Regions from separate parts of the Homo sapiens genome. Here all the other regions are linked to region 2. Evidence: chromatin contacts called from ENCODE Hi-C or POLR2A ChIA-PET data. All regions are on one chromosome and are shown on one strand. The core of a region is the stretch at or near the end of the contact, and the rest is flanking DNA. Distances in the headings are between cores, read along the strand shown. Region 1 has its middle 13 kb from the start of MIR4293. Region 2 overlaps FRMD4A (FERM domain containing 4A). Region 3 has its middle 62 kb from the start of MIR1265.

Region 1 (3,925 bases), core at 132-2,631, 610 kb before region 2:
CTCTACTAAAAATACAAAAAAAATTAGCTGGGCATGGTGGCGGGGACTTGTAGTCCCAGCTACTCGGGAGGCTGAGGTATGAGAATTGCTTGAACCAGGAGGCACAGGTTGCAGTGAGCTGAGATTGCACCACTGCACTCCAGCGTGACAACAGAGTGAGACTCTGTCTCAAAAAAAAAAAAAGTACAATTAAATTCATATTGACTATAGTTACCCTATTGTTCTATCAAATACTAGATATTACTCATTATTTCTAACTATTTATTTGTACCTATTAACCATGCTCCACCTACTATCCCACCACCTCACTAACCTTCCCAGCCTCTGGTAACCATCATTCTCTCTATCTCCATGAGTTCAACTGTTTTAATTTGAAGTTTCCACAAATAAGTACGAACACCCGAAGTATGTCTTTCTGAGACCACGAGGCATATTTTATGTAATACTATGCATTAGTTTTTATTTTTTTGTATTTCTTTTCCTTTTTGCCAGATCTAAAAATTCTTGGAAAAGCCAACGTGATATGGTAGAAAATCCTGAAAAGAGAGTAAGAGAACCTAGGTTGTAAACCTAGTGATACAAGTGATTAACTCTGTGATTTTGAGTAAATCTCAGGGCACCTCAAGTCTCTGTTTATAGACGTAAGACCTGCGCTGGTCTCTTGGGCATGCTAGGTGCTCAATACATCATTGATGCTTTCTTCAGAACCCCCCTTTCCTAATTATGAAATTCTAGACATGCAGAGGCTAGGGGCCACTTTGAATTCCCATGTTCTTAAGGAATGCAATTGCCCTCAAAGATGGTTTGTTTTAAAATTTTAAAAATTAAATATACTCCCTTTGTTTCACCACTGATTTTCTCTTCTTTATAGTACCTGCTTCCGAGTACTAATAAACAGAGCAACCTTGACTTAATGCCTTAGATAGAGAAAAGAAGGTTCAATTGCACACCTTGAGAAAAATGAACCAGAAGGTTTGCTAGAATCCCTGCAGGAGAGGACATTATTTGGTTTGGGAAGGAAATGGACTTCAATTCTCTGGTCTCTTCATTGTTTGACTTTGCAGCTTTTTTTTTTTTTTTTTTTTTCCCCAAACTCCATGGGTCAAGGAAAAAGGAAGGTGAAACCCATGGACAACTGCGACATCAGACACAGCTGGCTGGGCCGCTCCGCCAGCCCCCACTCAGCAGGCGGGATGCAATGTTCAGGGCAAGGGAGGCAGCCAGCCCCTGGCGTGACATTTTCAGCTGTGCAGCTGTGGGCCCTGGCACGTTGCTGCTGGAGCTTGATGGTTGCCTTCCAGCCCCTGAATAGCTTTTGATTAGGATGGGATGCCTAGCAGATGAGTCAGATTTAAACCACGCTGCATGTGGTTAGTAGCAGCCATTTTTTTAATCACTGTCATATTGACGGGGATTACAACTCCCCATGAGATGTCTTAATTTATTTGGCCCCTAACCTTTAAGATGACAATCGCATTTTGTGAGCTTCTGATGCTTTTCTTTTTACAGTCACAATTTCCCCCAGACCCAGGCCTTTAACTCCTTTCCAGAATTAGATGGACCATGGATACCATCAGTTCTGGGCCTGACTGTACTGTAATTAGAGTCCCAGAAATGTTTGGAGCTGACTTTTACACCCTATTCTTCTTATGATACCAGAAGTTGGTGTGCTCTGGATCAGAGAGGGAATTTCAGAGCAGAAACAACTAATAAAACTGTGACCTGGAGTGGTGGGGGAAATGGATACCAGGCATTCAACAGAAAGGCCGTAGAATATGGGGCCTCCTAAAGTGTGATTCCCCTCATGGCCACTAGGTCAATGAGTCCTGAAATTTTGCCAACAGAAAATAATTCTTCTGGCTTAAACGTGTTATTTTATTGGCAAGCAGGTGTTCCTGGAAGGGGTCGCCAATTGGTCTCTTTTCAGACATAAATGCCTAAATGTGCATGAGTTTGTCAGATCACTTCCTGAGGTTAGATTTTGTTGGAGAGCTCAAAAAGTGAAAGAAAGGGCTGCGTACATTCCTGTAATTCCAGCGCTTTGGGAGGCCGAGGAGGGCGGATCACCTGAGGTCAGGAGTTTGAGACCAGCCTGGCCAACACAGTGAAACTCCAACACTACTAAAAATACAAAAATTAGCCAGGCATGATGGCAGGCACCTGTAAATGCAGCTACTTGGGAGGCTGAGAGAGGGAGAATTGCTTGAACCCAGGAAGCGGAGATTGCAGTGAGCCGAGATCATGCCATTGCACTCCAGCCTGCGTGACAGAGCAAGCAAGGCTCAGTCTCAAAAAAAAAAAAAAAAAAAAAAAAAAAAAAGTGAAAGAATAAGGCACTGAACAATTGGTGGGATGAATCAGGAGAGGGGCTGTGGGGCTGTCAGAGATGGGGAGAGTAAAGAAAGGGGGGCTCACTGTACCCATTTTCCTAGGCATGGCACTGTTAAGGAACAGAATGATGGAAAATCTAGACATCGTAGATGATATTAGGTTGGTGCAAAAGTAATTGCAGTTTTTGCCACTAGAAGTAATGGCACCAACCTAATAGTGATAGGAACAAAGTCATGTTTAGAATTCTGCTCTCATAGAGAGACAGGGAACAACCCAGCCTGTACCTTATAGCACAGCAGTGCATTGAGTAAGGTCCAGGGGCATGTTAAACGCATAGCCTAATACATTCGCCCTCTCCCTACTCCTCCCATTCCAACAAAGCATTTCATAGTCCACGGTCCCTTGTCTCAGCTCTCATAACACCATATGAAAATACAAGAGCTTTCCACAAAGTCATGCTAAGAGGGTTAAGTCATTAAAAAGACAATATTGTACCTATATTAAAAATAAGAGCCATAAATAGTCCTATAGCCCTTGGAGTATAAATATTACTGTGTTTCCTTTATTTTCCCAAATTAAGATTGGTTGACCCCTGTGAAAATAAAAAATGATAAACTTAGAATCATATTATAGTAGTCTTAGTAAAAACTAGAAAAAATAAGGTTATAATGGCTTTGATAGGGTCAAATCTTGAAATAAAATAAACTTTGTTTGTAAAATGAGTTCAAGAACTCAAAGTGGTTGGGTGCAGTAGCTCACGCTCTAATCCTAACACTTCGGGAGGCAAAGGTGGGTGGATCACTTGAGGTCAGGAGTTTGAGGCCAGCCTGGCCAACATGGTGAAACTTCATTTCTACTAAAAATACAAAACTGATCCGGGAGTGGTGCCACGTGCCTGTAATCCCAGCTACTCAGGAGGCTGAGGCACGAGAATGGCTTGAACCTGGGAGGCAGAGGTTGCAATGAGCTGAGATCTCAACACTGCCCTTCAGCCTGGACAACAGAGTGAGACTTCATCTCAGAAAAAACAAAAACAGAAACTCAAAGTGCAGGACTAAGCACTTCCTAATCTCAAAAAATTGAGAAAAGTTAAATTAAGCAGTGCTCATATTTGGTGGTCAATAGAATACAATTGTACAACAACCTTCAGCCAAAGGAAGACACCTTTGGGTGTGGGGAAAAGGGGCAGGGGAGAAGGAGATAGATAGATAGATAGATAGATAGATAGATAGATAGATAGAGAGATAGATAGATAGATAGATTGATTATGGGAGTTCCTTCACATAATGATGGAGGCCACAAAGTCCCATGATATGCCGTCTTCAAACTGAAGACCCGGAGGAGCTGATGGGGTGATTCAGTCCGAGTCTGAAGACTTGAGAACCAGGGCAGCCAATGGTGCAACTGTCAGTCTGAGTCCAAAGACCTAAGAAACTGGAGGCCACTCATGTTGTATTTCAGAGTCCAAAGGCCAAAGAACCAGGAGCTCTAATGTCTGTGGGCAGGAGAAGATGCATGTCTCATTCAGCTTGAGAGATGGCTGGGCACAGTGGCTCACACTTATAATCCCAGCACTTTGGGAATCCGAGGCAGG
Region 2 (3,451 bases), core at 117-2,616:
CAAAACCAGAGACTTGGGAGTCAACCTTGACCTCACCGCTCCCTCCCGCTTGCCTCCTCCTGTTCCCTCAGTCACTACTCGCTGTTATTCCTGCATCTTAAACAGCTCCCTATCCATCTCTTACTCTCCATACACAGCCTAATAGTAATTAGGGCTTCCATAAACCTCTCCTGGACTCAAGATCTCCTTGTTCATCTCTGCGTCTGGCCTTGACCCCTTCCAAACTCCCCTATATGAAGACACTGAGCATCTTTCTAGAATTCTCATCTGATCCTTGCTCATAATTTTTTTCCAGCTTCCCATTATCCTCAGAAAAGGACATCTTTAGCGTGACTTGCATGATGTGACTTCTGCTTAACTGTCCAGCCTCACCTCTTCCCACTCCCCTCACCACACAACACACACACACACACACACACACACACACACACATTATAAGCAGCCAGCAGCGGTCAATATATGACCAAGAGCACCTTGAACTGCAAACCATTGTTTAGTGCTATAAGGCTTGGGAACAATGTCTCTCTGATATTGTTCACCAGGCAAGCTTTAGAAATAGGTCAAGAAAAAAATATAAGGAAAATATACACAACCCAAGGAAGTCTGCGTCATGTGTGTGTGTGTGTGTGTGTGTGTGTGTGTGGTCTTTTCATAGGCACAACTTTGTGCTCAGAATGAAGCCTACATGTCTGGATTATTCTTTAATTACATTTTCTTCTACCAAGTGTCCTGTAGTTCTGATCATCTCAACTCCTTGTAAGAAAATAAACAGAGATTAGATTTGCCTCTTCAGAATTTGAGTTTCACAGACAATAAACTGAAGCAAGCAGCAAAAAAATAAGAGAGGAGAAGTCCGATCGGGGAGGAAGGATTTTACAGCCAAGTCCACAGGCCGGATTCTTGGTATCTTCCCTGGCTGATGGAGACAGCAGCTGCTACTTCCTGTCACTCGCAATAACAATGATGGCATGGATCTAAAATGAGGTTCCTGCTAACCAGAACTTGCTATATTTCAGCTAGGTGTCCCAGTTAAGATTTTAGAGGCATTGAGATTCTAAGCATCAGAGGCTTGGCTGCAGAAACTCACAGCTTATTGCTTTCATTATCATGGCTCTTATTTGCCACCAAGAGTAGGCATTTTAAATGTGACATTTGTGTTCATTACAAAATGAAATCACTGGTCCATTTAATTAACACTTGCTGTAAATATTCAGTGATTCCCAAGTGCCCAGGGCTGGATGGGGAAGGGAAAGGGAGAGCAGGGAGAATGGAGGAGGAGACCTGGCTGATGTCATCTGGCTGGGCCCTTGCCATCTGACTAGGCAGTGTTCAGTCTATTGCAACCAGAGGCTTTCACTTGTCAAAGAAGGGGACGGGACTCCCCGAGGCTTTAGAGGCTGTTTAATATTTAATAAGCTCAAACACATAAACACAGAGCACCTATTTCGTTCTCCTTCAGACTCTCTGATAAAATATTCTCGGGTCGGGATCATCTGAGCTAGTTTGGGTGGGCTGTTGCTTGTGGAGTCAGGAAACCTCTTAGCAAGGTCTGCGCTCCATCTAGAGTGTTCCTTTAGACTCAAATAGATGCCCTAAGATTCAGTCCTGCTAAGTGTGCCCCCAAAACCCGTTTAAAATGTAGGTCTGATTATGATTCAGCTGTGGTGAGGCCAGCAGATGAGGAGAGGACAGACATTGAAAAGATTGTCACTCAGTTCCTGGGAGAAGGGGCCACACCATGCCACGCAGGGCCATGTGGGAGGCATTGGGGAGCCGGGAAACAATTGGGCAAGAGCATTTTTTGTGGTTTCTTTGGGGAGGAACGGGCAAGGCTGGGAGAGCAGGCTTGGGATTGGCTAGTTTAAATAATTTCAGCGGGCTCTGCAGCATGGGGGCTGCCCCCTAGTTGTCTGGTACGTGTCCCTAGGGTGGTGAGGGCAGGGAAATAGTGGCCCTGGGTGTGAGAGCCGAGAGGTGGTGGGAGGGGTGGACCCTGGATCCATGGTGACATGTGGAAGTCTTGGGGTCTGGAAATTGGCTAACCCTGGCACCAGCAGTCCCTCCAGGCCCAGCAAGGTCACAGACATCCAAGCATCATAAAGCCATGGTCAATACACAGCCAGACTCGGAACTGTCCATGCAGACCCTCTGAATCCGAGACATAGCCTTCATTTATTTCCCTGGTTACCCAGAGACCTGGAATGTTCTTTGTGAACCCTGGAAGCACTCCCTGCTCCATGCTGGTAGTTAAGGAAATGCAACATTGCCACCTACTGCTGAGGCTCTCCTGAAAATCAGAAAAAGAAGCCACTTTTTTTTTTTTTCTTTTTTTTTGAGACAGATCTGCCTGCCTCGGCCTCCCAAAGTGCTGGGATTACAGGCATGCCCGGCCAAAAACTATGCCCGGCCAAAAACTATGCCCAGCCAAAAACTGGATTAAAAAAAAAAAAGAAGAAGAGGCTGGCCTGTAACCTGAGTACTTTGGGAGGTCAGGGTAGGATAATTACTTGAGCTCAGGAGTTCAAGACCAGCCTGGGCAACATAGTGAGACCCCATCTCGACAGAAAATAAAAAATTAGTCAGCATGGTGGCTTATATCTGTAGTCCCAGCTATCTGGGAGGCTTAGACAGACAGGTCACTTGATCCCAGGAGGTCGAGGCTGCAGTGAACTGTGGTTGCACACTGCACTCCAGCCTGAGTGACAGAGCAAGACCCCATCTCAAAAAGAAAAAAAAGAAAAAAAAATTTTGACTTTGAATCCAAACCCTCAGCCCTCCCCATCTTCCCAGGAGGCTCTTGTCCCTGGTGCCACCGGTGTGCACCATGCCTCTCTGGGCGTGCGGGTGGAGAGGTCTGAGCTCTGTTTCTCTGCAGGCGTTTTTGACTCAGCCGTTCCCTGGCAGGGAGGGAAAGCTCAGGATGAGCTCCATACCCTCCCCTAACAGAACAATGATATGACAGGCCCGGAGCTCACGGGGTTTTCCAGGCTGTCGTCTTGGTGATAAAAGTTAACAGGAAACTGCTTTCCACTTCCGTCGAGAGGAGGTGATTTTTTTTCTCTTCATCTCAGAATATGCGTGTTATTTCCTGTACCTTCTCTGCCCCTTTTATGGCTAGACAACAGAGAGCTTGGTGGAAATGAAGGCAGTCACAGAGATGTAGAATTTGCCACCTCAATTCAGTTTTCCATCATATGAGAGTGGAAACGAAAAGGGAAGCGTTATATTTTCTTAATATACTATTCAGGAGAAAATTGGGGTGGAAGAGGCAGGATGTCTTTACTCTTTACTTTTTAAGAACTAAAGCAAATGAGATTCTTTTAAGAAACATATGGCATTACTTTGAAAATTAAGTTATTTCAGACCTTATATGAATTTAGACTCAAAATCATCATTAGAGCACAAAGGCCACCGTCAACTTCAGGAGGCTTCTGTTAATATTCTGGTGTTA
Region 3 (3,966 bases), core at 415-2,914, 710 kb before region 2:
GATGAGAGGATCACTTGAGGCCAGGAGTTCCAGACCAGCCTGGGCAACATAGTGAGACCCTGTCTCTACAAAAAATAAAAAAAATTTAGCCAGATGTGGTGGCACCGGCCTGTAGTCCCAGCCACTTGAGAGGATGAGGTGGGAGGATTGCTTGAGTCCAGGAAGTTGAGGCTGCAGTGAGCCACGATTGCACCACTGCACTCCAGCCTGGGTGTCAGAGGGAGATGTCCTGTTGAAAAAAAAAAGTGTTAGAGGAGATTCATGTAAAGTGCTTAGTAAACATTAGTGATGATGATGATTGCTGTTCTTTTGTTTATATTTGTTATCTACACTTATTTATGAAGTTCAGGAAGTCCAGGCTCAGTCACAGGCTCTGGGGTGGGGCAGAGTGGCTGCAGTGTTGCTCACACACCCAACGTGCAGGGCCAGGGCCATCCTAGATACAACCCCTCACCACGTGGTATGATTTGAAGCCATAACGTCCAGCTGCCCTCAAATGCCTCTTCTAAAATCCTACCGTGTTAACCTTTTTTTTTTTTTGAGACGGAGTTTCACTCTTGTTGCCCAGGCTGGAGTGCAATGGCACGATCTCAGCTCACTGCAACCTCTGCCTCCCAGGTTCAAGCGATTCTCCTGCCTCAGCCTCCCAAGTAGCTGGGATTACAGGCATGTGCCACCATGCCACCATGCCTGGCTAATTTTTGTATTTTTAGTAGATACGGGGTTTCACCTTATTGGCCAGGCTGGTCTCAAACTTCTGACCTCAGGTGATCCACCCCCCTGGGCCTCCCAAAGTGCTGGGATTACAGGCATAAGCCACTGCGCCCAGCCCTGCATTAACCTTTAAAGTCCCAACCACTGTGTAGCGGTAAAATTTCAACATGCTGTTGTCTGGGGAAAGACAACGCATTTACCCTTTTCTACCTGGCAGAGATACCTTAATACATCCTCAAGCATTGGGTACAGCTGGGACAACCCCTTTTGGCTTGGCAACGGAGAAGTGGGACCAGGCGGTGGGGAAGCCAGTCAGGAGCCATGAGGAGCCTGGGACAGGAGGATGGTCAGTGACAGACAGTGTGGGGGTGAAGCATGTGGGGTTGGAGGCTGGGACATAAGGCCTGGCGCATAGTAGGCCCTCAATAAATATTTGCCATTAAATGACAGGGCCTGGAAAGAGGGAGCTGGGCACTGGCAGGCGTCGCTTGTCATCAGTGTGTCCAGGGCTGGCCCAGCCCAGCCAAAGTCAAGGTGCCTTCCCGGCGAGGAAGGCAGATGGTAGGTTTTCTCGGCCCGTTCTAAGGCCCGGAGGAAGCCTTTGTCCCTGCAGCAAGAACGCCTAATTCAGCCGTTTCTAGGAATCAAGGCTTCTCCTAAGTGTCTTCTTTTATGACTGGGCAAGATAGTCAATTGCTGGCCTCCAGAGAGGAAGGAAAACCTTTCCATGCCTGCTCTTGGCAATAGCAAGGTTGGTGACGTTAGGCTTCGGCAACTCGGGACTTAATCCTTTCTGCTAAGTATCTGCAATACTGAGAGGTTGGGAAGCTTACATGAAATAATAAAACCCAGCCCTAGCCGAGGGCCAGGGCTATACAGACCCTACCAAGGGATGCGGCCGCTACTTTCACCGTCCTTAAAATGATGCGCGTTGCTGCCATCTAGTGTGCACCAGCAGAACGTCTTAGTTTTTAAAATTAGAATCGCAATTCATAGGCTGGGCACAGTGGCTCATGCCTGTAATCCCAGCACTTTGGGAGGCTAAGGCGGGAGGGTTGCTTGAGGCCAGAAGTTCGAGACCAGCCTGGAGAACATAGCAAGACCCCCCCCACTCCCTTCCCATCTCTACAAAAAATTTAAAAAGTTAGCTAAGCGTGTTGGCTCACACCTATAATTCAAGCACTTTGGGAGGCTGAGGTGGGAGGATGGCTTGAGCCCAGGAATTTGAGACCAGTCTGGGCAACATAGTGAGACTCCATTCCATCGCTATAAAAACAATAATTATAATTTGTTTATTAATTTATTGAGTTCTAATATTCTGTTCTTGGTCTGAGGTGAACTAGTTCAAATCATGAGCAGTAAGCATTATGATTACACCTCTCAGTTTGATATGATAGGTTCAGGCACAAAGAGTAAAAAGTCCCCTTTTCTAGGCCCAGTGCTGCCTCTTACTGTGAGGGCAGTGAGGAAGTCATGGAGACTCCTGGTGTGGTTTTCCTCATCTGTAAAACCTACTCGCCGTCCCGCTCCTGCCCACGGTCAAGTATTGCGAGAATTGCAGTTTCACACATTCATTCATCCAGCACATGGGTACCAGGCGCAGGAGCCCTGGGAGTGTAAGGAAGCCAGGGCTCCTGCCATGGGGGAGATGACATTCTATGGGGAAAATAGAAATCACACACTCACACACACCCGTGCACTTGCATGAACACACACACACAATGGACAAAGCATGAAGCCATTTCTCACAGTGACTAATAGAAGTCCCACCTCCTCCATTCCTTGCTTCCAATCGCTCTCCTTTCATAATAGGCCAGTTCTTTCCTAAAACACAAATCTGAGCCTCTTACCAACTTGCAGAGAAACTTTCTTCCTTGTCAATACCATAAGGTTCAATTGCTCTGTCATGGAAGCTACGGTACCAATCACGCCAGCCAGCTTCCTCAAGCTACTTATGGTTTTCTGATACAACAACAGGTAACATTTACCATGTGCCAAGTATTTTGCTCAGTGCTTTATAGATCAATTTGCATATTCATCTTAAGAGTGATGTTGTGTTATTACCCCTCCCCCATTTATCTACAGGGAAACTGAGGCAGAGAGAAGTAAAGGAATATGTCTAAGGTCACACAACTAGTACATAGCAGCCCGGAATTTGGAGCTTGCAGTGAGCCGGGATCGCGCCACTGCACTCCAGCCTGGGCGACAGAGCGAGACTCCGTCTCAAAAAAAAAAAAAAAAAAAAAAATAGCAGCCTGGAACTGAAACCCAGGTCTCTGACTATGGAGCCCGCGCCTTTACCCACTCGGCCACACTGCCATGCTGCTTCCTCCCGGGCAATGCAGCACCTTCCCTCCCTTCGCATCTGGTGGGTCGGCCTTTTCATGGCCTCCTGGTGAAATCTCACCAATTGCAGATGAGCTGACTCAAGCATCCTGCCCGTGAGACTGCTCCTGACACCCACGTGGTGCAACTGCTTTCCCACTGCCAGTGCTGGAAGCCTCATTCGAAAGTGTCATGCCTGTCAGGCACGATAGAGGTTGTATACATGTTTGTCTCCCTGCACACATGGCAAGGGCCTTGGTAAACAGCTGCAGCCGTCTCAACTAAATAAAGGTTTGCTGAATTGTAGTAAATGAAACAGCACAGGAGAAACTGCTCTGTAAACTATAAAACATCAGAGAAACATGAGCCAGCAGATCCTTTGAAAAGTTCTTCATAAAATGTAAACAGATTTAGAGTATGAAGTATTCATTTATGCACAAGCGTTTTCTTCTTTGTGATTTTAGGCCACTTTCTCTGCTAACTAATAATTGCTTCTGCCTTTTCTTTTTAATATAATTTAATTTTAAATTCAATTTAATTTTAAATTCTGGGATACATGTGGAGGATGTGTAGCTACATAGGTAAACACATGCCACGATGGTTTGCTGCACCTATCAATCCATCACCTAGGTATTAAGCCCAGCATGCATTAGCTATTTTTCTGAATGCTCTCCCCTCCCCAGCCTCCCCCGACAGGCCCCAGTGTGTGTTGTTCCTCTCACTGTCCATGTGTTCTCATTGTTCAGTGCCCACTTAAAAGTGAGAACAAGCGGTGTTTGGTTTTCTGTTCCTGCGTTAGTTTGCTGAGGATAATGGCTTCCAGCTTCATCCATGTCCCTGCAAAAGACATGATCTCATTCCTTTCTATGGCTGCATAGTATTCCATGGTGTATATGTACTGCATTTTCTTTATCCAGTCTATCATGG

Evidence for each region. A loop is a pair of places that touch in the nucleus more often than their neighbours do. ChIA-PET counts read pairs that join two places held with the same protein, here RNA polymerase II (POLR2A). Pooled maps may share reads with other maps.
Region 1: a loop to region 2 is called in a map of IMR-90, with 4 times the contacts of the local background. The contact joins two enhancer-like sites. A Hi-C loop is called at or near these places in 1 of 168 maps with a recorded cell type or tissue (IMR-90), 7 of 37 single-sample maps with no recorded cell type and 13 of 50 pooled maps.
Region 3: a map of mesothelial cell of epicardium shows a loop between it and region 2 (10-fold over the local background). The contact joins two enhancer-like sites. A Hi-C loop is called at or near these places in 9 of 168 maps with a recorded cell type or tissue (CD4-positive, alpha-beta T cell, CD4-positive, alpha-beta memory T cell, CD8-positive, alpha-beta T cell and 6 more), 3 of 37 single-sample maps with no recorded cell type and 10 of 50 pooled maps. POLR2A ChIA-PET finds 5 or more read pairs at or near these places in 3 of 52 experiments (CD4-positive, alpha-beta T cell, H1 and WTC11).

Annotation. Positions count from the first base shown.
Region 1 is chr10:14,394,652-14,398,576 of GRCh38, reverse strand. No RefSeq gene overlaps it. Among named protein-coding and RNA genes, the nearest start is that of MIR4293, 13 kb to the right of the region's middle. Within about 2 kb of position 1,381, at least 5 of the 41 ENCODE cell types and tissues checked have a DNase peak (open chromatin) inside an H3K27ac peak, as active enhancers do.
Region 2 is chr10:13,786,751-13,790,201 of GRCh38, reverse strand. The region is part of intron 5 of FRMD4A (FERM domain containing 4A); the gene reads left to right. Among named protein-coding and RNA genes, the nearest start is that of PRPF18, 200 kb to the right of the region's middle. RefSeq lists enhancers at 1,303-1,893, 2,709-2,758. Within about 2 kb of position 1,366, at least 25 of the 41 ENCODE cell types and tissues checked have a DNase peak (open chromatin) inside an H3K27ac peak, as active enhancers do; they include dorsolateral prefrontal cortex and tibial artery, where a contact is called at or near this core.
Region 3 is chr10:14,496,794-14,500,759 of GRCh38, reverse strand. No RefSeq gene overlaps it. Among named protein-coding and RNA genes, the nearest start is that of MIR1265, 62 kb to the right of the region's middle. Within about 2 kb of position 1,664, at least 7 of the 41 ENCODE cell types and tissues checked have a DNase peak (open chromatin) inside an H3K27ac peak, as active enhancers do; they include dorsolateral prefrontal cortex and tibial artery, where a contact is called at or near this core.